4 separate regions of the Homo sapiens genome follow, and all the other regions are linked to region 1. A link is an interaction called in ENCODE POLR2A ChIA-PET data of the cell type or tissue named here. Cell type or tissue: Caco-2. All regions are shown on one strand. Links, peaks and the distances in the headings refer to the core of each region. The heading gives the core; the rest is flanking DNA. Region 1 holds the start of HM13-AS1 (HM13 antisense RNA 1). Region 2 overlaps BCL2L1 (BCL2 like 1). Region 3 overlaps TPX2 (TPX2 microtubule nucleation factor). Region 4 has its middle 13 kb from the start of MYLK2.

What was found. Peaks named below come from ENCODE experiments on the same cell type or tissue, not always from the same donor. Only the 100,000 strongest peaks of a DNase experiment are listed, where the experiment ranks them.
Region 2: POLR2A ChIA-PET joins it to region 1 with 11 read pairs; 10 of 35 experiments call an interaction of 5 or more read pairs at or near these places.
Region 3: POLR2A ChIA-PET joins it to region 1 with 10 read pairs; 6 of 35 experiments call an interaction of 5 or more read pairs at or near these places.
Region 4: POLR2A ChIA-PET joins it to region 1 with 17 read pairs; 3 of 35 experiments call an interaction of 5 or more read pairs at or near these places.

Annotation. Positions count from the first base shown.
Region 1 is chr20:31,570,346-31,575,795 of GRCh38, reverse strand. It overlaps HM13-AS1 (HM13 antisense RNA 1), which reads left to right and starts at 2,533. Exons shown (of 3, transcript NR_046853.2): 1 at 2,533-2,654; 2 at 2,873-2,997. It overlaps LOC107985416 (a long non-coding RNA gene), which reads right to left and starts at 2,786. Exons shown (of 3, transcript XR_005647051.2): 1 at 2,358-2,786. RefSeq lists silencers at 582-751, 2,254-2,833 and an enhancer at 2,635-3,176. In Caco-2, for the core only: a CTCF peak has its summit at 3,091; a DNase peak (open chromatin) is centred at 2,745; H3K4me3 peaks cover 1,862 bases.
Region 2 is chr20:31,676,573-31,682,083 of GRCh38, reverse strand. The region is part of intron 2 of BCL2L1 (BCL2 like 1); the gene reads left to right. It overlaps BCL2L1-AS1 (BCL2L1 antisense RNA 1), which reads right to left. Exons shown (of 4, transcript NR_187576.1): 2 at 3,728-3,816. Among named protein-coding and RNA genes, the nearest start is that of BCL2L1-AS1, 4.2 kb to the right of the region's middle. RefSeq lists an enhancer at 5,005-5,511. In Caco-2, for the core only: a CTCF peak has its summit at 2,803; DNase peaks (open chromatin) are centred at 2,803, 3,323 and 4,343.
Region 3 is chr20:31,758,537-31,764,047 of GRCh38, reverse strand. TPX2 (TPX2 microtubule nucleation factor) reads right to left here. Exons shown (of 18, transcript NM_012112.5): 4 at 3,869-3,991. Among named protein-coding and RNA genes, the nearest start is that of TPX2, 22 kb to the right of the region's middle. In Caco-2, for the core only: no CTCF peak of the experiment used is centred there; no DNase peak of the experiment used is centred there.
Region 4 is chr20:31,803,973-31,809,483 of GRCh38, reverse strand. It overlaps the pseudogene ATP5MFP7. Among named protein-coding and RNA genes, the nearest start is that of MYLK2, 13 kb to the left of the region's middle. In Caco-2, for the core only: no CTCF peak of the experiment used is centred there; no DNase peak of the experiment used is centred there.

The DNA.
Region 1 (5,450 bases), core at 451-5,450:
ACTGGGATTACAGGCGTAAACCACTGTGCCCGACCTTTTTTTTTTTTTCTTTTTTTGATAAGGAGTCGTGCTCTGTTGCCTAGGCTAGAGTGCAATGGCATGATCTCGGCTCACTTGCAACTTCTGCCTCCCGCGTTCAAGAGATTTTCCTGCCTCAGGCTCCCAAGTAGCTGGGATTACAGGCACCCACCACCATTCCTGGCTAATTTTTGTATTTTTTAGTAGAGACGGGGTTTCACCATGTTGGTCAGGCTGGTCTCGAGCTCCTCACCTCAGGTGATCCACCTGTCTCGGCCTCCCAAAGTGCTGGGATTACAGGCATGAGCCACCGCGCCCGGCCAAGAAAATTTTTTAGAGATTGGGAGGAGTCTTGCTATGTTGCTCAGGCTGGTCTTGAACTCCTGGCCTCAAGCATTCTACATCCTTTTGCGTCCCAAGTGCTGGGATTACAGGTGTGAGCCATGTCCAGCCTAATTAAAAAACTTTTCTTTTTTTTTTTTTTTTGAGACGGAGTTTCACTCTTGTTGCCCAGGCTGGAGTGCAATGGCACCATCTCGGCTCACTGCAACCTCCACCTCCTGGGTTCAAGCAATTCTCCTGCCTCTGCCTCCCGAGTAGCTGGGACTACAGGCGCGTGCCACCACACCCAGCTAATTTTATTTCATTTTTAGTAGAAACGGGATTTCACCATGTTGGCCAGGCTGCTCTCAAACTCCTGACCTCAAATGATCAGTCCGCCTTGGCCTCCCGAAGTGTTGGGATTACAGGCGTGAGCCACTGCACCTGACCATATTTCTTTTTAATACAGACAGGGTTTCACCATGTTGGTCAGGCTGGTCTCTAACTCCTGACCTCGTGATCTGCCTGCCGTGGCCTCCCAAAGTGCTGGATTACAGAGGTGAGCCACAGCGCGCCCGGGCCAAAGTTTTAAAAATACAAAATGAGGCCGGGCGTGGTGGTTCACGCCTCTAATCCCAGCATGTTTGGGAGGCCTAGACGGGCGGATCATGAGGTCAGGAGATGGAGACCATCCTGGTTAACACGGTGAAACCCCGTCTCTACTAAAAATACAAAAAAAAATTAGCCAGGGTGGTGGTGGGCGCCTGTAGTCCCAGCTACTTGGGAGGCTGAGGCAGGAGAATGGCATGAACCCGGGAGGTGGAGCTTGCAGTGAGCCGAGATTGCGCCACTGCACTCCAGCATGGGCGACACAGCGAGACTATGTCTCAAAAAAATAAATAAATAAAATAAAAAAAAAATGCAAAGTGAGCAGGGTGTGGTAGCACGCACCTGTAGTCCTAACTACTCAGGAGGCTGAAGTGGGAGGATGGCTTGAGTGCAGGAGTTCAAGGTTACAGTGAGCTATGACTGCCACACTGCACTCCAGCCTGGACTACAGTGAGAGCCTGTCTCAAAAACCAACAAGCAAAATACCCACCCACACACAGCTTAGTTTACATATATAGCAAAAATCTTCTTCCAAGCCACCTAACTCCTTTGTATATTCCTTGCCCTCAAATTTACTCAAAATAGTATCTCCCTTTTTTTAATATTTTGGAGACTCTTCCATAAATATCTATTGAGAACACACTATGTGTGATTTCCATGTATTTATTTATTTTACTTAATCCTCACAGCCATTATGTAGACGAGGAAAGTGAAGCTCAGAGATGGGAAGTCACTTGCCTGAAGCCGCAGGTTGGTAAACATTAGACTCTAGGTAATTTGATAATTTGTGTCCATTTATGAAGTGCCTGCTGTAGCCAGGCCCTCAGGATTGTCCCAAACCTTTATAGTCACTCTTACAACAAATACTGAGTGCCTTCATGTTTCAGGCAATGGGCCAAGTGTTGGGGCTACGGTGGAGAGGAAAACAAAGGCTTAGCCCATGGTTGAGGGAGGTTCAATTGTTCACCCCATTTTTCAGGTAAGAAAACCAAGGAAGAGAAGGGAAAGAAAGTGTCCTGAGATCACACGGTCACACGAAAATAGCTGAGGCACGGCGCGGTGGCTCACGCCTCTAATCCCAGCACTTTGGGAGGCCGAGGTGGGAAGATTGCTTGAGCCTGAGTTCGAGACCAGCCTGAGCAAGAGTGAGAACCGCCGTTTCAACTAGGGGAAAAAAAAAAAAGCCAGGCGTGGTGGGACACACCTATATTCCCACCTGAGGTGGGAGGATCGCTTGAGCCCAGGAGGTCGAGGTTGCAGTGGGCCGTGATCGCGCCACTGCACTTCAGCCTGGGCGACAGAGTGAAACCCTGCTGCACAAATAAAAGAGAAAAGGGAAAAAGAGCGGAGACAGGCAGCCCCGCTTTACAGGTAGGGAAAGTGAGGCACAGAGAAGTAAAACGACCTACCCAAGGAAACCCATCTAGTAAAGGCAGGGACCGGGATCGCAGGCTCTTGGAGCTCACCAGTCCCCGCCGGGCGGTGCTTGGCCCCTCCTTCCCCTCCGGCGGGCGTGGCCCGGCCGGGCCCGCCCCCTCCCCTGCGCGCGTTCCTGGCAGCCCGGCCGGCGTTTCCTGCCTGCGTCGCTGAGCTGGCGGGCGGGCAGCCCATCTGGCGGCCCCCGCGGGGCGGCGCGGGGAGGCGGCCCAGACTTGCTGGAGCCAGGCGCCGGCCCGGGGGCCCCCCTGCCCGCCTGGAGAACCCAGGTGTGGCCGCGGCGGGGGTGGGGGGTGGTGCTTTCCTTCCCGCTCGCTCGGCCCTTCCTGACGCACCAGGGCAGGATGCAGCCTCCTCCCGTCCTCTCCTCGGCCTCCGCCTCCCGCGCCCTGGCCCGGAATGCTGGAGGGAATCCAAACGCAGGGCGGGGAGGCAGGGGCAGGCCCCTGAGGCCCCGCCCCTGATAGCCATTTGATACCACCGCTAGTCTTGCCCGTGTTTGGGGTGACTCAGCTTCCCTGCTTGTGCAAGAACAGCTGAACTCTGACCTCCTGAATGGCCGACTCTTGCCTTGCTCCTCAGGGACCCCAGACACGATCGTAGGAACCGGAGGTACTACTGCCCTAAGCCATAGCGCTTGACATTATCCATTTATTCAGCAGTTTCAAGTCGCGGCAAGCGGCGTTTGACCACTTCTGTTCCCTGCCCAGTGCTTAACTGGTACCTGGTGCCGGCCTGATGGAGGCTCTGAAGGCTTTCCCTCAGAAAGCTGGACCCGCCCTGGGAAGCAGGTCCTAACCCCCCTTCACAGTCGAGCACAAGACCGCTTCATTCACACTGCAGGAGCCAGCCCTGCTGTCAGACTGACGGTGCCAAACCCCCTTCTCCAATGCTGCCCCCAAAAGGAACCAGGGATCCATTATCCTGATCATGTCAAACGGCACCACGGTGAATACGAGTCTTGGAAGCCAGACACTCTGGGTTCACATGCCCCCTGGGCCCGCCCTTACGGTCTCTGCCTCAGTTTCCCCATCGTAAGAATGATGTAGGTACCTCAAAGTGTTGTTACAACGATTAAGTAAATCTTAAGATACATTTGAAACTTGAACACGGGTTTCAATTGTGCAGGTGCACTTAAACGTGGACTTTTTTTCTACCTCTGCCACCCCTGAGACACCAAGACCAACCCCCTCCTCTTCCTCAACACAGAGACCAGGATGAAGATCTTTATTTATGATGATCCACTTTCACTGAATAATTTTTTTTTTTTTGAGACGGAGTCTCACTCTGTCCCCCAGGCTGGAGTGCGGTGGTGCAATCTTGGCTCACTGCAACCTCCGCCTCTTGGGTTCAAGTGATTCTCCCACCTCAGCCTCCTGAGTAGCTGGGACTACAGTCGCCTGCCACCATGCCAGGCTAATTTTTGTATTTTTAGTAGAGTCGGGGTTTCACCATATTGGCCAGGCTGGTCTCGAACTCCTGACTTTGTGATCCGCCTGCCTCTCTCGGCTTACTGCAAGCTCTGCCTCCCGGGTTCAGGCCATTCTCCTGCCTCAGCCTCCCGAGTAGCTGAGACTACAGGCGCCTGCCATCATGCCCGGCTAATTTTTTGTATTTTTAGTAGAAACGGGGGTTTCACCATGTTAGCCAGGATGGTCTCGATCTCCTGACCTCCTGATCTGCCCATCTTGGCCTCCCAAAATGCTGGGATTACAGGCATGAGCCACCATGCCTGGCTCTTAGGATTTTCTTAATTACATTTTCTCTAGCTTACTCTATGGTAGACAGTGTAGTACGTATAACATACAAGATGTTTTGACTGTTTATGTTATCAGGTAAGGCTTCTGGTCAACAGCAGACTATTAGTTGTTTTGCGGGACTGAAAAGTTATACAGATTTTCGACCATGATGGGTTGGTGCCCCTAATCCCTGTGTTGTTCAAGGGTCAGTTGCACTAGCATAATGCTAGTCACGTGAAATACAGTCAGTGCACACTGGGGTCTCAGCAGGGCTGGTTTTCCCCTTGGAACCCTCTCTCTTGTCGCAGTCATGGGAGACTGAGGCACAGAAACAGAATCTAATAAAGCAGGGTAGAACTTGGGTTCTAGAGCAGTTTCCTAATAATCCACCCCAAACCAGGTGAGGCTGGCATCTAGCCCACTCGGGGCCCTGCCCAACCACCCACACCCCCTCCCCAGCATGCAGGCCCAATCCTTGCCCGGCCTGGTGCCATTTTTCCATGGGACTCTGATGGTGGCGGTTCACATCTGGAGTCTAGACTCGCAGGCTCTGCGGGCCAGGCCTACCGCCTGGGCTGGGCCACCACTGCCCGCTGTTTGCTCAGCTGAAGCTGGTTAATTGGAATTACAGTGGCCTCTGCGGTGCCGGCTGGCCGGGCGGGCCCTAGTCCGCTGCTCCGGAGGTCTGTGGAACATCTGGCTGGACCAGGACAGTCATTAGGTGGCAGGCGCTCGGCGCCACTGCCACCTCAGCCTCTGCCGGGGGCTGGTGGTGACTCAATAAGGCCTTTGTGCGCCCTGGGCCGCAGAGCCAACCATGCTATGTGCCTGGGCCGCCTGCCCCATCTGCCTCAGAGGGGCCTTGTTCCAGGACCACATGGCCTCAGAGTTGGCTGGAGTGGGTAGAGATTCCAGAAGCCCCTGAAAGGGAACCCCCCTCCCTGAAAGGAAGAAGCCTTTTGAAATTTTCTACCCCTTTTCCTTCCTATAGAACCCTGGAGCCAGTAAAATTGGGTGGCTGGGGCTCAGGGATGCCCAGCACACCAGCCAGTGACTTGGTCCCAGGGGTCTGGGGAGGAGCTGCGGTCCTTAGGAACCTGGAATTGTTTGGCTTGGCTAAGGTCAAATCGATGTCCATGGGCAAGCTGCCTCAATTCCCTCATCTGCACAGCGGAGCGAATAATAGCACATACAGCCCAAGACTCAGAAGGAAGTGAAATCCTATATCAAGGTGCTTAGTGCATGTCAATACCTAGTGAGGGTATTACAGTCATACTCCTGAGTCTCTGGTCATGATTGTCCTTTGGCCACTTCCAAACTGGAAGC
Region 2 (5,511 bases), core at 276-5,275, 110 kb before region 1:
TGATGCTTCTTCTCTCCTAATATAAAGCAAGCTACCCTGACCCCCGCTCCCACTGGAGCCTGTCTACTCTGTGGCCTGGCATATGCCTGGCGGTAATGTGTGTGCTGAAAGTGGAATAGCCACAGCCTAGGCAGAGCCCTGCCCTCCCTTTGCTGCACTGTCTCTGTCCATCTCTGCCTTCCTCATCTTATTGCCATCCACACTTTGAGGCCTGGTGAGCAAATGATTTTGCTTCCATGAGAGCAGCAGAAATAGTTGCTTTATCTCTTTCTTCATATAGGTCCTCATAGTTATCAAACTGGAAAGAAATCCCCAAGGGCCTCTTCTCTCGCCTTTTATAGATGGGAAACAGAGGGCCAAGAGGGCAGGCAACTCCCACAGTCCACATCTAATTCATCAGCAAATCCTTTCAGCTCTACTTTTATTGATTGATTGATTGATTAAGAACAGTATCTTGCTGTGTCTTCCAGGCTGAAGTGCAGTGGCGCAGTCATGGCTCACTGCAGCCTCAGCCTCCTGGGCTCCAGCAGTCCTCCCACCTCAGCCTCCGGAATAGCTGGAACATGCCATCACGCCTGGCTACTTTGTGTCATTTTTTTGTAAAAATAGGATTTTCCCATGTTGCCCAGACTGGTCTGAAACTTTTGGACTCAAGCAGTCCTCTCACCTCGGCCTCCCAAGTGCTGGGATTGTAGACATGAGCCGCTACACCTGGCCCAGCCTTACTTTAAAAAATAAATTCTGAAACTGACTGCTTCTCACCAACTTCCCTGGCACCATTGTGGCTAAGCCACTGTCATATTTTCCTGATTATCTCACCAGACCCCTGGAGATCTCCACCCAGCAGCCAGACGGACGCTATTTAACACCAAGGTCAGGTCATGTCCTTCCCCTGCTCAAAACCCTACAGTGCTTTCCCAGGACAAGCCCAAGTCTTTAAATGGCCTACCAGGCCCCACACAATCGGGCCCTTGGCTACCTCCAGATCTCATCACCACCAGTCTCCTCACATTCACTGGACTTCAGCCACACTGGCATTTTTCCTGTTCCTGGAGCACCTCAAGCGTGTTCCTGCCTCTGGGCCTTTGCACTTGTTCCCACAGCCTTTTCTCAGATCTTTGCAGTGCCTGTTTCCTCATTTCATTCAGGTCTCTGATCAAATTCACCTCCTTAAGAAGTTGTCCCTGACCATGGATTCTAATCTTACCTTCTTCCATGTTTCTCTGTACCCCCTTTCTCACATTTATTCTTTCTTAATGCATCACCGTCTGACATGTTTATTGCCTGTCTCTTCCCATTTGATTATAAACTCATACAGGTACGAATTTTCATTCTATTTAGTCACTGCTTTATCCCCAGCGCTTAGTACAGTGCCTGACTCTTAGTGGGCACTTAATGAAGATTTGTTGAATGACTGAGTGTCCAAAGCTAGGGAAGGCAGCCTGTCTGGGCCTTCCTACAACTCCATAGGTCAGCCTGGCTTACAAATAGGTCATGTCCCATCTTAGAAAACTCATCTAATAGCTTCACCAAAGCTACGTGGCATCACTTTTGTTTCCAAGATAAAGATCAGACAGAGGGAGGAACTCTCTCTGCAAGTACTGTCCTTGCAGATCTGGCTTAGGGGAAAGTGGGTTCATCACTGAGTAGCCTCAGCACACTCTTCCCTTTCTCACCCCTCAAGGCACCCAGGGAACCAGGGGGGAATGCTACTTCCATGTACTTAAAGTCATCTCTGACTTCGAAGGCCTAAGAATAGCAGATTCTCAGTAAATATTGGGTAGGTGAAAGGGTGAAGGAAAGAAGGTCTTAGTAAAATCTCTTCATGTATCCTGTTGCACTGGTAAATTTAACATGCTGTGAAGTTGAATGCCCTCACTAGTAACCAGGGGCCTCAGGCAAAGTCTCATCACTTCGCTGAATTTTAGTTTCCTCATTGGTAAAATGGGAACAGCACCTACTTGCAAGATTTTGAGAATTCAAACAGTAAATATTAGTTCAGCAAATACTAGCTGTTACTTTTTGTTTGTTTATAGCTACAAATAAGAGAGACACTATGAGAAGCACAAATGGAGCCACTGATTTTTTAGCTATAAAAAAACAGGCTGGGTGCAGTGGCTCATGCCTATAATCCCAGCACTTTGGGAGGCTGAGGCAGGCAGATCACTTGAGGCCAGGAGTACGAGACCAGCCTGGCCAACATAGCGAAACCCCATTTCCACTAAAAATACAAAAATTAGCCTGCAAAAATACAAAAATTAGTGTGGTGGCACATGCCTATAATCCCAGCTACTCAGGAGGCTGAGGCACAAGAATCGCTTGAACCCAGGAGGCAGAGGTTGCAGTGAGCAGAGATCACACCACTGCACTCCAGCCTGGGCGACAGAGACAGAGTGAGACTTCGTCTCAATTAATAACGATAATAATAACAACAGCAGCAGCAGCAGCTAACATTTACAGAACGCTTACCATGGACCATTGAACTCTGCTGCTAGGCCTGTGAAGTAAGTACAGCTGTTTTCATTTTGCAGCCGGAACACCAGGCTTGGAGGGGGAAAGTGTCTTGCTCCAGGTCCTGCAACCAGGTAGTCACAGAACTAGGGTTGGAAGCCACACTGTCTCACTCCAGGGTAGGGAGGCCTGAGACCAGGCTGTGCTCTGTCCCTGTATGAAGCCTTGGAGGTATCCCTTCACTTCCTCTGGGCCTCAGTTTCTTACCTGCTCAGGATCGAACCACACATCTCTGTGACGCTCTGAAATTTCTGGTGGTCCACAGGCCACATCAAGTGGGACAGTGAGTTGCTTCCAGGCCTCCTGGTGGTGGTGCTCTGGGTATTGACTGTGAACAGCACACCTCTGGGTGCCCCCTCCCTCGACATCAGGCAAAGTACCCTAGCCCTCTTCTCACCATCTCAGGCATCTTACTGTTCTGCACCTTAAAGGGGTAATGGACTGGGGCAGAAATGAATAGGGTAGAAAACAAGAAGGAACCCACTCCCTTGTCTGGTGCAGATCAATGTTGGATGCTGCAGAGAAGAGTATGAGGCTGACAGTCAGTGGATGTGGGTTTTGTTTCCCAGTTCCATCACATCACAGAATAGAAGGAAATGCAACACCGTGGGTGCCTTCAGCCCTGAGTTTTTGGTTACATGGGGTGTGAGCATTCATCTGTACAGTGGGGAGAGAAGGGTGTTGCAGGGATTTGCTCCCTTCCCCAAATCCTCCAGAGCTGTTGCCTTCTGCTGTGGAATTCCAAACATTTCTGATCAGATAAAGGTGGCTGAAAATACTTGGGACTTGTCTGGACTAGTTGGAGGCGGTGCTGGGGTGAAGAGGTCGAGGCCACAGGAGCTAGAGCGTGGAAAGATCTAGCCTTGCCCAGGAGTCTGCCTGGTCATAGATGTGCCTATTGCTCTCTTCCCCTGGAATCCTGCAGGTTCAGAGCAATGCCCAGCGGGCTTTGAGGTGGAGAAGGATCAGACTCCTTTGTGGCAACAAGTTCTCCTACTTCAGAATGTTGCTTCTCAATTTACACACTAATTACTGGATCTTTTGGATACCCCTGAGAGAGAGAACCCTGGTAGTCACTCATCTGTCTGCATGAGTTACTTTCATTCTCCTTATGCTGTAGCCCTAGACGGAGCCCTTTGAGATGATTCCCACTTCATTTGACAGTTGGGGAAAGGCCCATACTTTCCCAGAGTCTCAGGCAGGGGAAAGGACTCACCTGCAAATCAGCGATGGAACTGGGAAACAAAATCCACATCCACTGACTGTCAGCCCAGTACTCTCTTCCCCACAGCATCCAGCACTGATCTGCATCAGACAAGGGAGTCGCCATAGCTTTGGGTGGAGAGGAGGAAGGAGAAGCTGCTTTGGACTATGGAGCACTTGGGGTCAAAGACCTCAGAAAGAAGTCCTAGTTTTTGGAGATTGCTACCCCATTCCTGCCTGTTGCCTCAGCACAGTGCAAAAGATGCCTTTTCTAGAACTTTCCCATAAGCTTCCTGTCCCCTTTCCTTATCCTGAGAGAAAGTGTCTGGAGAATACTGGACACCTTGCATAATCACCTGCTATATTGGGGCCTCTTTCTAGTTTTGCCAGGCAGTGAGGAAAGGGATGAAGAGAGTGGGAACTGGCCTTTCTTCTCTTCCCTCCTCTCTGTCCAACACTCAGCCAGACTCTTCAGCACCTTCTCTGGACCCAGCACTGGGCAAGGCCTAGGGGACAGAGCCCATGGTCAGATGGGGGAAGAAGTGAGCAGCTAGGCTCCTTGAGAAAGTGACCTGTGGATTAAGACCTCAGAGATAAGTGGGACAGAGCTTGGTAGAAGCACCAGTGTGGGCAAAGGTCCTGAGTCTGAACAGAACATGGCATGTGAGGAATGAAGCAGCCTGGCCCTAGGTGAAGCTGAGAAAACCCTGCAGGCCCTTGTAAGCCATAGAGAAGGCTCCGAGACACAAGCTGAGCCATGGTCTACTAGTAAGAACAATAAACCAGACATTTACTCAAAGTTAACTATGTGCCATGCACAATTCTAAGACCTTTACATGTATTAATTTGAATCCTCATGGTATTCTTTTGAAATAAGGACATTTTGGGCCAGATGCAGTGGCTGACGCCTGTAATCTCAGCACTTTGGGGGGCCGAGGTGGGTGGATCATTTGAGGTCAGGAGTTTGAGACCAGCCTGACCAACATGGTGAAATCCAGTCTCTACTAAAAATACAAAAAAATTAGCCAGGCATGGTGGTGCATGCCTGTAGTCCCAATTACTTGGGAGGCTGAGGCAGAAGAATCACTTGAACGTGGGAGGCAGAGGTTGCAGTGAGCCAAGATTGTGCCACTGCACTCCAGCCTGGGCGACAGAGTGAGACTCTGTCTCAAAAAAAAAAAAAAAAATTAAATAAGGATTTTTTTAATCCGCATTTTACAGATGAGGTCAAAAGCAAAATATCTTAATCTAGTTTGCAAGACTTATTGGTTCTCTGCCTGCTCTGTGCTCTGGCAGCCCAGCTTGGTAGAGAAGTAGAAATTAATTGCCTTTATCCAGATAGCACTTCCATTTCACAAATGAGACAACTGATACTTGGAGGAGAGCAGGAGAGCAGCAGCGGAGAGAGAGCAGAACTAAGACCAGCCAGTCAAGGGAGACAGAGGGAGACGAGCATCAGCTCCCTGACAGGGAAGAGTTTTCCAACGGGGCTGTCCGAAGATGAAATGTCCCACCCAGGAAGGAGGGAGCTCTCCATAAGTGCATAAGGAGAGAATGCCCTCGAGATGACTACCAACTCCCATGGGTGTGGACCATCAGAATGAAACAGACCCACTGTGGGACTTCAGCACTCCACCCTTCTGAACCCTGTCTGTGAAATGGGGGTGTTCGTGGTGAGCTTGAGTATTACATGGAAGGTTGGATGGGCATGCTGTAAGGTCCCTGGAGTCTCCGACTCTGTTCCAAGGGTGAGTATTGGTTTTTCTCACCCTGGACACTGGGAGAAGAATGGAGGGC
Region 3 (5,511 bases), core at 191-5,190, 190 kb before region 1:
TATATATATGTATATAATTTTTTGTTTTTGAGATGGAGTCTTGCTCTATCGCCCAGGCTGGAGTACAGTGGCATGATCTTGGCTCACTGCAGCCTCCGCCTCCCAGGTTTCAGCGATTCTCCTACCTCAGCCTCCCGAGTAGCTGGGACTACAGGTGCGCACCACCACACCCGGCTAATTTTTGTATTTTTCAGTAGAGACAGGGTTTCACCATATTGGCCAGGCTGGTCTCGAACTCCTGACCTTGTGATCCGCCCACCTCAGCCTCCCAAAGTGCTGGGATTACAGGCATGAGGTATCACGTCCAGCCAAAAAAAAAAAAAAAATTAAATTTAAATTAAATTAAATTTAAATTAAATTAAAGTGGCCAATTCATCAACGTGACATAACAATCCTAAACATTTATGCATCTAATAGTAGCTTCAAACTATATGAAGCAAAAATTATAAAGATAAAGAGACAAATCCATAATTACAGTCTGAGATTTCACTACCTCTCTCTCTAATTGATGGAACAAATGGAAAGAAAAATTAGTAAGAATACAACAGCCATAAATAATGTATAAGCAGGACAGGCGCAGTAGCTCACGCCTGTAATCCCAGCACTTTCAGAGGCCGAGGCAGGTAGATCACCTGAGGTCAGGAGTTCGAGACCAGCCTGGCCAAAATGGTGAAACTCCATCTCTATTAAAAATACAAAAATTATCTAGGGGTGGTGGCAGATGCCTGTAATCCCAGCTACTCCAGAGGCTGAGGCAGGAGAATCACTTGAACCCGGGGGGCGGAGGTTGCAGTAAGCCAAGATCGCACCACTGCACTCCAGCCTGGGCAACAAGAGTGAGACTCTGTCTCAAGAAAAAAAACCTAAAATTCACATGGAACCACAAAAGACCCCATATAGCCAAACCAATCCTATGCAAAGAGAACAAAGCTGAAGGCATCAAATTACCAGCCTTCAAAATACATTACAAAGCTATAGTAACCATAACAGCATGGTACTGGCATAAAAACAGACACACAGACAAATGGAATAGGATAGAGAACCCAGGAAAAAATCCACGTATTTATAGCCAACTGATTTTTGACAACAGCACCAAGAACATTCCTTGGTGGAGGGACAGTCTTTTCAATAAATGGTGCTAGCTTTGGGAGGCTGAAGTGGTAGGATTGTTTAAGCCCAGGAATTCTGAGACAAGCCTAGGCAATAGAGTAAGACCTCATCTCTAAAATAAAATTTAAATTTGAAAAATCAAAAAATGGTGCTGATCAAACTAGATATTTAAATGCAGAAAAATGAAACTAGACATCTATTTCTTACCATATACAAAAATCAACTCAAAATGGATTAAAGACTAATATGTAAGACCTTAAACTATGAAACAACTAAAAACATAGGGGAGGCCGAGGGCGGTGGTTCATGACTCTAATCCCAGCACTTTGGGAGGCCGAGGTGGGAGGATCACTTGAAGTCAGGAGTTCAAGACCAGCCTGACCGACATCACGAAACCCCATCTCTACTAAAAATACAAAAATTAGCTGGGTGTGGTGGTGCGCGCCTGTAGTCACAACTACTTGGGAGGTTGGGGCAGGAGGATCACTTGAACCCGGGAGGCGGAGGTTGCAGTGAGCCGAGATCGTACTACTGCACTCCAGCCTGGGCAACAGAGTGAGACTCTGTCTCAAAAATAAATAAATAAAGTAATAAAATAAAAACATAGGTGAAATACTTTAGGACACGGTTCTGGGCAAAGATCCTATGAACATGACCTCAAAAGTATAGGCAACAAAAGCAAAAGTAGACAAATGGGATTATATTAAATTTAAAACTTTCTGCACAGCAGAGGAAACAATCAACAGAGTGAAGAGACAACTAAAGAATGGGAGAAAATACGTGCTAACTATTCATTCAAGAAGGGACTAATATCCAGAATACACAAGGAACTCAAATAACTCAACAGCCGGACAAATGAGCTGAACAGACATCTCTCAAAAGAACACATACAAATGGCAAACAGGTATGTGAAAAAATGCTCAACATCACTAATCATCAGGGAAATGCAAATTAAAAATCACAATGAGATATCCTTTCATCCCAGTTAGAATGGACACTATGAAAAATATTAAAAATTTCTCTGCATCCCTGAGGATGCAGAGAAAGGAGAACTCTTATATATTGTTAGTAGTAAAGTCAATTAGTACAGCTATTATGGAAAACAGTATGGAGGCTCCTCAAAAAATTAAAAATATAATTACCATATGATCCAGCAATCCCCCTACTGGGTATATATCCAAAAAGAAGGAAATCAGTACATCGAAGAGATATCTATGTGCACTCCTATGTTTATTACAGCACTATTCACAATAGTCAAGATATGGAATCAACTGAAGTATCCATCAACAGATGAACAGATAAAATGTGGCATATATATATACAATGGAATACTATTTAGCCATAAAAAAGAATGAAATTCTGTCATTCATGGCAACATGGATGAACCTGAAGGACATTATGTTAAGTGAAGTAAGTCAGGCATAGAAAGATAAATATTGACCGGGTGCAGTGGCTCACGCCTGTAATCCCAGCACTTTGGGAGGCCGAGGTGGGCGGATCACAAGGTCAGGAGTTTGAGACCAGCCTGGCCAATATGGTGAAACCCTGTCTCTACTAAAAATACAAAAATTAGCCGGGCATGCTGGTGGGCGCCTGTAATCCCAGCTACTTGGGCAGCTGAGGCAGGAGAATCACTTGAACCCAGGTGGTGGAGGTTACAGTGAGCCGAGACTATACCACTGCACTCCTGCCTGGACAACAGGGTGAGACGCCAGTCTCAAAAAAAAAAAAAAAAAAAAATTAATTGAAGGAGGGGTGACAGGAGGGAGGTGAGAGTAGTCATATGGTGTGATGGAGACCAGTTTCAGATTTACCCACATAATACTTTTCAAATGTTCTAAACTGATAGGATGATGGTTGCACAACTCTGTGAATATACTTAAAAACACTGAAATGTTTATCTTAAGTGAATCATATGATGTGTGAGTTAAATCTAAATACAGCTGTTTTTTTCAAAAGAATCAATTTCAAGAAGGATTTTATGACCTCTTAAAGAATGCTTCTTATGTTCTAACCAAACAGACAATATTCTGCAGATCCAGTACCCACCAGTTTAAATGTCAATCATCTTTTACACTTGATCTTAGCCAAAAGGCCGAGAAGCGATCCATCATCTTTTAAAATCAGATACATAACTCAAAGAATTCTTGTACAATGGCAAGCAGTACAGTCTTCTTTCTTGCTGTTTTATTTCCCACCCAGACCCAGGTTAGGTTACATTAAATCTTGTCACAAAAAGATAACAGTTACGTATCTGGCAATAAAATTCTATGTTAGCCCCCGGGAACAGTAGCTCACACCTATAATCCCAGCACTTTGGGAAGCCCCTGAGGCAGGAAGATCACTTGAAGCCCGGAGGTCAAGACCAGCTTGGCTAGCAAAGACTCCTCTACTAAAATTTTTTAAAAATCAGTCAGGCATGGTGTTGAGCACCTGTAGTCCCAGTTACTAAGAGCTCAGGAGTTTGAGGCTGCAGTGAGCTATGACTGTGCCACTGTACTCCACCAGCCTGGGTGACAGAACCAGACCCCATCTTAAAGAAAAAAAAAAAAAAATTCTATGTTAGCTTAAGCTCCAAGAGATTTTTTTTTAAGTGTAGCACATCATTAGTTTTACATTTATCATGAAATGAATTAGCCCATTTCACCAATAATAAACAAAGAGATAGAGCATTTAGGTAATTTTCCCAGAACCTCAGGCTTCTAAAACACTGTCCCACCATTCTATCAAGGAGCTTTTTTCTAAGATGTTTTCTTACCTGGTTTCAAAGGTGTGACAATAGCTTGCTGAAGATTAGCCTTTCTCAAAGGAGTTTTGCCCTGAAAAAGCCCTCCAGTTCCATTCTTCCCCAGTAACTTATTCTCCAAATTGGCCTTCTCCTCTGTGAAAAGGGAAGATCATCATTGTCTGATCAGCAAGGAAGCAAAACAAATCACTATCACGCATTTAAAATGCAAACTAAAGCTCCCTACCAGTACACTTCCAACTCATGTGGCAAGTACAAGCAAAGTTCTAGCAATCAAAAGAAAAAGTACACATTACACATCCGAGATAGACTATAAGAACAATCACTAAAAACTGGCAACATTGAACAATGTATTATAAAAAAGGAAAAGTACAGATTCTGCATTGTGAATAACTCCTTATCTTTGTTTGGTACACATTTAGGGTCATACAAATATGAACTGGCTTTATCTACTCCCTAAATATATCATGTTCCTCTTAAAGAAAACTGTAACCAGCCGGGAGCGATGGCTCACACCTGTAATCCCAGCACTTTGGGAGGCCGAGGCGGGTGGGTCATGAGGTCAGGAGATCGAGACTGTCTTGGCCAACATGGTGAAACCCCGTCTCTACTAAAATACAAAAAATTAGCCAGGCGTGGTGGCACATGCCTTTAATCCCAGCTACTTGAGAAGCTGAGGCAGGGGAATCGCTTGAACCTGGAAGGTGGAATTTGCAGTAAGCTGAGACCGCACCACTGCACTACAGCCTGGCGACAGAGCAAGACTCCATCTCAAAAAAAAAAAAAAAAAAAAAACGAAAGAAAACTGTAACCATCAAAAACTGTAGGGCTTACAAGAGATACTGTATAGTCTTACAGAGTTTCCTCCTCAGTGGGGTGGTGGGAGGAATAAGGGGTGTGTGAGGGTAGAGCAGAGCTAGGTTCTCTCAAGAAATTTTATCTTAGATTCTACTGTGCCCAGAAGTCAGTACAAAGCAGTGAAGGGTCTGTTCTACCAACAGCCTACTGATAGTTTCAGGAATGCAGTGAGACACAGCAATAACTACCCTGTGCATGTACATTCTGATTGCAACTGTGTAGAAAGATGTGACTATTTATTTGGGAAAGAAATTGGAAAGTAATATATTAAAACTGAGGTAGTTTTGTTAGCCAAAAGAACTCTGGCAAAAACAAAAAGAAAAAAAAATAAAAATGTTTTAAAACTAAGGTAGTTTTGGAAAAATAGTGGGGTCATTTTTTTTCTTCCAAATTGTATTTAACAGTATTCTTAGGCTAATCTTTTCTTTTCTTTTTTATTTTAAAGAAAAGCTTAGAAAAAGAAATCCTCAGACAGCCCAGCCATTTCCTTACAGTTCCAGTGAAGCAAGGGCATGGGGAAGATCCCCGCAGGACAGCTGGCCCTTGTATTTATTTACCCTTCCTCCCACACCACTTCCAACAGACGACTCCTCTCAGGATCCCCACTAGATGCCATTAAAGTCCTTTTCCAAAAAATGGCACCTGTCAACACATTTGGACAGTGCACTATACGGATAAGTACAGCTGCAATGGACTCACTTCTGTTCCCCACCACATATTCATAGTGATTTCTCCCGATAAGGAGGATGGAGACATGAGAGAAAGAATCAAAGGGGCCTCAACAACTAGTCTCAGAT
Region 4 (5,511 bases), core at 255-5,254, 230 kb before region 1:
CTTCCCAAAAGACACATCACAGCCCCAGGTAGAGTCTTTGTTTTGTTTTGTTTTGCTTTGTTTTGTTTTTCTAGATGGAGTCTTGCTCTGTCGCCCAGGCTGGAGTGCAGTGGCATGATCTTGGCTCACTGCAACCTCCGCCTCCCAGGTTCAAGCGATTCTCCTGCCGCAGCCTCCTGAGTAGCTGGGATTACAGGCGCCTGTCACCACGCTTGGCTAATTTTTGTATTTTTAGTATAGACAGGGTTTCACAATGTTGGTCAGGCTGGTCTCAAACTCCTGACTTTGTGATCCACCTGCCTCGGCCTCCCAAAGTGCTGGGATTACAGGCGTGAGCCACCGCACCCAACCTCCTGGTAGAGTTAAGAAAGACTAAGAGCTTTCTCCTTTCAAATCTGATCTAAAGTAGAGACAACAAATCTACTTGAAAATGTGGCATCCCAAGACTTTAAAGAACATAACTAGAATTATCTCCAGAAAGGCTTTGTTAAATGCCAATGAACGTTGTCTCTGGACATGGGTGTTAGTAATGTTGACATCATATCAGCCAAAAAGAGCTTTCCATTCAGCAAATGTGCAAGCCAGGATAATGTCATTAACTATGCTTTTGGGAAGGGCTTCTATTCACTTTCAAGCTTATATTTTAATTACAAACATAGACTGGTAAGTGGTTTGAGAACCACCATTTAAAGTTTAGAGACAGCAGACACCAGGACTCCACAATGGCATCAGTCATACCAATGAAGAAGAAACTCATTCATGGATGTCATATTAGTAGAGCTGCCAAGCTGGATACTGATTTTACCACCAAAGGCATTGTTGAAGCGTTTCAAAGAGGTTACCACAGATACTATTAAATACAACAAGCATGACAACATGAAAAAAGGGAGTGTCACCAGGGTTTCCATGGTGCTGGCAGCTTACGTGCCTTTTGGCCACTGCCTTTCTTATAAGGAGCTCAAACATAAGAACCACCGAAGAGGGGCCAGTGTGGAGAGCACACTCCGCACTCTTGACCATAACCTCCTTGGCCCAGAATCCCTCCATGAGGAATGTGATCATTGCTGAATCTTTTTATCCAAATGAAAATAAACCTCCAAATAAAAGATGACTAGTAAACAATAATAATAATAAAGTTTAGAGACAAACATGATGTGTTAGGGGGAAGCAAATGCAGACAATTCTGTCCTGCAAATAGAGCTAAGAAAAATCCTTTGTAAAATAAGCACTTTCAATGTGGAGAAGCAAACTCAGAACAATGGAATAGCATCCTGCTGTTAAAATTGGTATTTACAAAGTATGCAATAATACAGGAAAAATGAGTTACTATTATGCTAAATGAAAAATAATACCAGCTGGGTGCTGTGGCTCACGCCTGTAATCCCAGCACTTTGGGAGGCCGAGGCGGGTGGATCACGATGTCAGGAGTTCAAGACCAGCCTGACCAACATGGTAAAACCTCATCTGCACTAAAAACACAAAAATTAGCCAGGCGTGGTGGTGCGTGCCTGTAATCTCAGCTACTCAGGAGGCTGAGGCAGGAGAATTGTTTGAACCCGGAAGGCGGAGGTTGCAGTGAGCTGAGATCATGCCACTGCACTCCAGCCTGGGCAACAGAGGGAAACTCCGTCTCAAAAAAGAAAGAAAAAGAAAAGAATACTATATATATACATATACATATATATATATACATACACACACACACACACACACACATATATATATATATAGAGAGAGAGAGAGAGAAAAGCTCTACTATGTATAAAACCAAAGTTTTACAAAAGAAAAAAAAAAACCCCACTCATCTGTGTCACAGAGTGTCCCTGAGTATGGTGATAGAGGTGCGTCAGTGCAAGGCTACAGCCTTCTCCTCTCTCTTCACCACTAAGCAAGCTTAAATAAGGCTGCCCCAGACTGCTTTTCACATTACAAGTTATGACCACTGACTAGTATCTTGACCCACTGGAAATGTCTCCCACCCTTGCTCCTGAAAGAAGACCTGAGACCATCAGTGCCCAAACAAGCTGGGCAATAGCACTTGGATGCAACTCTTCATGCATTCACACACCTGCAATGTTCTGGGACACCAGTCCCATGCTATGTGGGTCTCTTCAGATCTGACAGCCCAAGTTTCTATTTCCTCTCTGACCAATAATGCTTTAAAAAAAAAAAAAAAAAAAGGTGGGGGAAGGGCATTTGATGCCATCAGACCAGGTTTAGTCTGTTGAAATCATTCTTTCATGATAAAACCTAGTACTTGCTTAGGCCTTTCCCCTGACCCTCCTGGTCTGAGTGAAATGTCAGCATTTGTGAAGCTGTTTCAGGAAGCTGATACTTTCAGCACATAGAGCCATGGTTTGGCCTGAGCCCAGACTCTTATTCATTTACGAGGAGAATAGCAAAAATCATCAAACATTTCCAATGTCAGCAACCTTTACTACAGCTTTAGAAAATAGAGTAGGTGTGCAAGAAGACAGGGAAACAAGTAAAAAGCATGCTTTTGTCCCCAGGCTTTTTTGTAGCAACTACACTGGCTTCAGCTGGATAACAAATTGTCCTGGAATTCTTGGCTTTGGAGCAAACATGTCAGCTCCCTGGTTACGCCTTCGTCATTGCCCAAAGTACCACACACTTTAACCTTCCTGCTCTTTCCATAGGCCTGGGTTTGTCCCGTATCCAGGAAACTTTATATGTTGTCTAAACTGAGCATCCCAGCAGGCTACGAGGCAGATGGCAGCTCAGGATTCAGAATGTTGACCAATTCCTACCTGGATCCACACCACCAAGCTGTAACTCAGCCTGCCTCTGCAGAAATAGGAGCCCAGCCACGTGGCTAACAGCTTTTTTAACTGCTGCTCTCAGCAATGAGGAACTTCCCCAGCAGACAAGATTCAGTAAGACGGCCTTCATCGAGAGAAATGAAAAGGAAGCAATATCAAGATTGATCCAACAGGATATACAGGTTCAACCAAACACTCAAGACAATACGCAAGCCCCCAAAGCTCAATTAAGCCAGGAGGAGATGAGGACCAGGTGCTGCTACCTTGCCCTCTAGTCCTTGGGACCTCAGGTCACAAACCCAGGACATCATGCAGGTCTGCCTCCATGTCACTAGATTGTCATAAGAGGCTTCATACTTGTCAGGAAGGAAGCCAGGACATGCCTGAGGTGGCACCTGAACTACATCTTTAAAATGCACAACATGTATGAAAAAACCAAGGTACAGAGTGTAAAGTATGATGCTATTTGTGTAAAAAAATAAGAGAAGGAGGGTAGGTAGGAGTATGTATAGGAAGAAACAGTCTCTGCAAGGGAACTTAAGAAACTGGCAGCACTATCTCTGGGGAGGGGAGCTGAGCAGTTGGGAAGAAAAGGCAGGAGGAAGACTCTACGTTTGTATCTTTTCAATTCAGAACTATGTGAATGTATAACCTTTTAAAGAACAAATTAAAATTTTTAAAAATGCATAATGCTACTACTATCTTATTTCTTTTAAAAAAAATGCTCTATGTGTGTGCTCAGAGAAAACATTCTGGAAGAATCCTATTGCGAACCATGGGTTACACTGGGACGTGGGAGTAGGGGAAGGAAGGAGACTTTCGTGTTTTATTTCATACAGTTAGTAGCATTTTACTTGTTTCCAAAAGGCAGTACTACTTTTGCAAATTTTACTTTAAAAAAAAAAAAAAAAACCTTTACAAACTGCAACCTCACTTTCAAAAACAATCCCTAAACTCCCACAGCACTCTGTCTCACATTACTGAATCACATCCCATCTTGTGTTACGATTATTCGTGTCCAGGTCTCATCTCTGTTAAATGCTGGAGCAACTGCAACTTTGTTCTGTCTACCATGCTGGCTCCACTTCCCAGGGACAAGACTCTAGAAAAAAGACCTGGTAAGGAATAAAACAATCAAAATGGTAACCAAGCAATTACACAGGACAAAACAATCAACCAAAGCTAAGAGTGAGCAGTAATCTTATACATATATTAATTAGTACAAGAATATCGCTGGGCGTTGTGGCTCACGCCTGTAATCCCAGCACTTTGGGAGGCCGAGTCAGGCAGATCACCTGAGATCGGGAGTTCAAGACCAGCCTGACCAACATGGAGAAACCCCCTCTCTACTAAAAATACAAAATTAGCCAGGTGCATGCCTGTAATCCCAGCTACTCGGGAGGCTGAGGCAGAATTGCTTGAACCTGCAAGGCAGAGGTTGCAGTGAGCTGACAACACGCCACTGCACTCCAGCCTGGGTGACAACAGCAAAACCCCGTTTCAAAAAAAAAAAAATATCAGCAATAGGAAATCATGGCCAAGTTAAAAATGCACTGAAAACAAAGCAGCATGCTTCCCAGATTTCCCAGAATTCCCAGGAATTCTGACAATCTGCATGTGTGTATGTGCTAGGAGCTTTGCAAAATAGCCAAGCAAAGGCCAGGCATGGTGGCTCACACTTGTAATCCCAGCACTTTGGGAGGCTGAGGTGGGCAGATCCCTTGAGGTCAGGAGCTCGAGACCAGCCTGGACAAAATGGCGAAATCCCGTCTCTACTAAAAATACAAAAATTAGCTTGGTGTGGTGGCATGTGCCTGTAATCCCAGCTACTCAGGAGGCTGAGGCAGGAGAATCGCTTGGAGGCAGAGGTTGCAGTGAGCCAAGACAGTGCCACTGCAGTCCAGCCTGGGTGACAGAGCGAGATCTCCCAAAAAAAAAAAAAAAAAAAGGCGAGCAAAAAGTAGCAGCTAAATTCTTAAAATTCAGTAAATTCTTATCTCAGGATATGTTCTTTATTTAGGAAAATTCCTGAGTGACCTGAGTGTGGAAAGATGATGCTCCTATTAGCACATGGCCTGAAGGGATGAATAAAATAATTTTTCTGTAAAATGCAAGCAGAAAGTTTGAGTTTCTGGGAAAAATGGGAGAGTGTGCTAGAAAAATGAAGGTGATGTGCGGTGGTCCAGAAAAAGAGGGCTCAGTACTAGGCAAGAGACCATGTGGTGGAGGAAAAGATTGCCCCTGGGAAACTGAGAAATTTTGGGAAGCAAGAGGCACTGAATGTTGACATCTCAGTGTTAAGCTACTTTCTCTAAAGTAATGTAACTCCTCTTTGTGGCCTCTAACAGACTGTCACTTATTACCACTGACATGAGTTTGCACAGGGGATTATCCAGAATGGAGCAAATGGGGCAGAAGGATCCCTCACATCCATAATTCTCAGTAACACTCCCAAAACCCTCAATCTGAGGGCCGGATTTATTCCCCTGCCTGAAACAACAACGAACAAAACCAGACAAGGTATATGAAAAAATGATTCCAGATGGAAATACATGAATGATAGTGATAGAGGAGAAATGCTGATACCAGTAGAGAGAAAATCTACAAAGAACAGACACAGAGATCAAGAGATAAGCAGAAGTGGAAAAAAACAAGAGGAAATCAGAAAAAAAATGAATGCTGCTGTGAACCCACAAGAAATAAAAGGACTAGGGTAGAACTGGATTTCTCA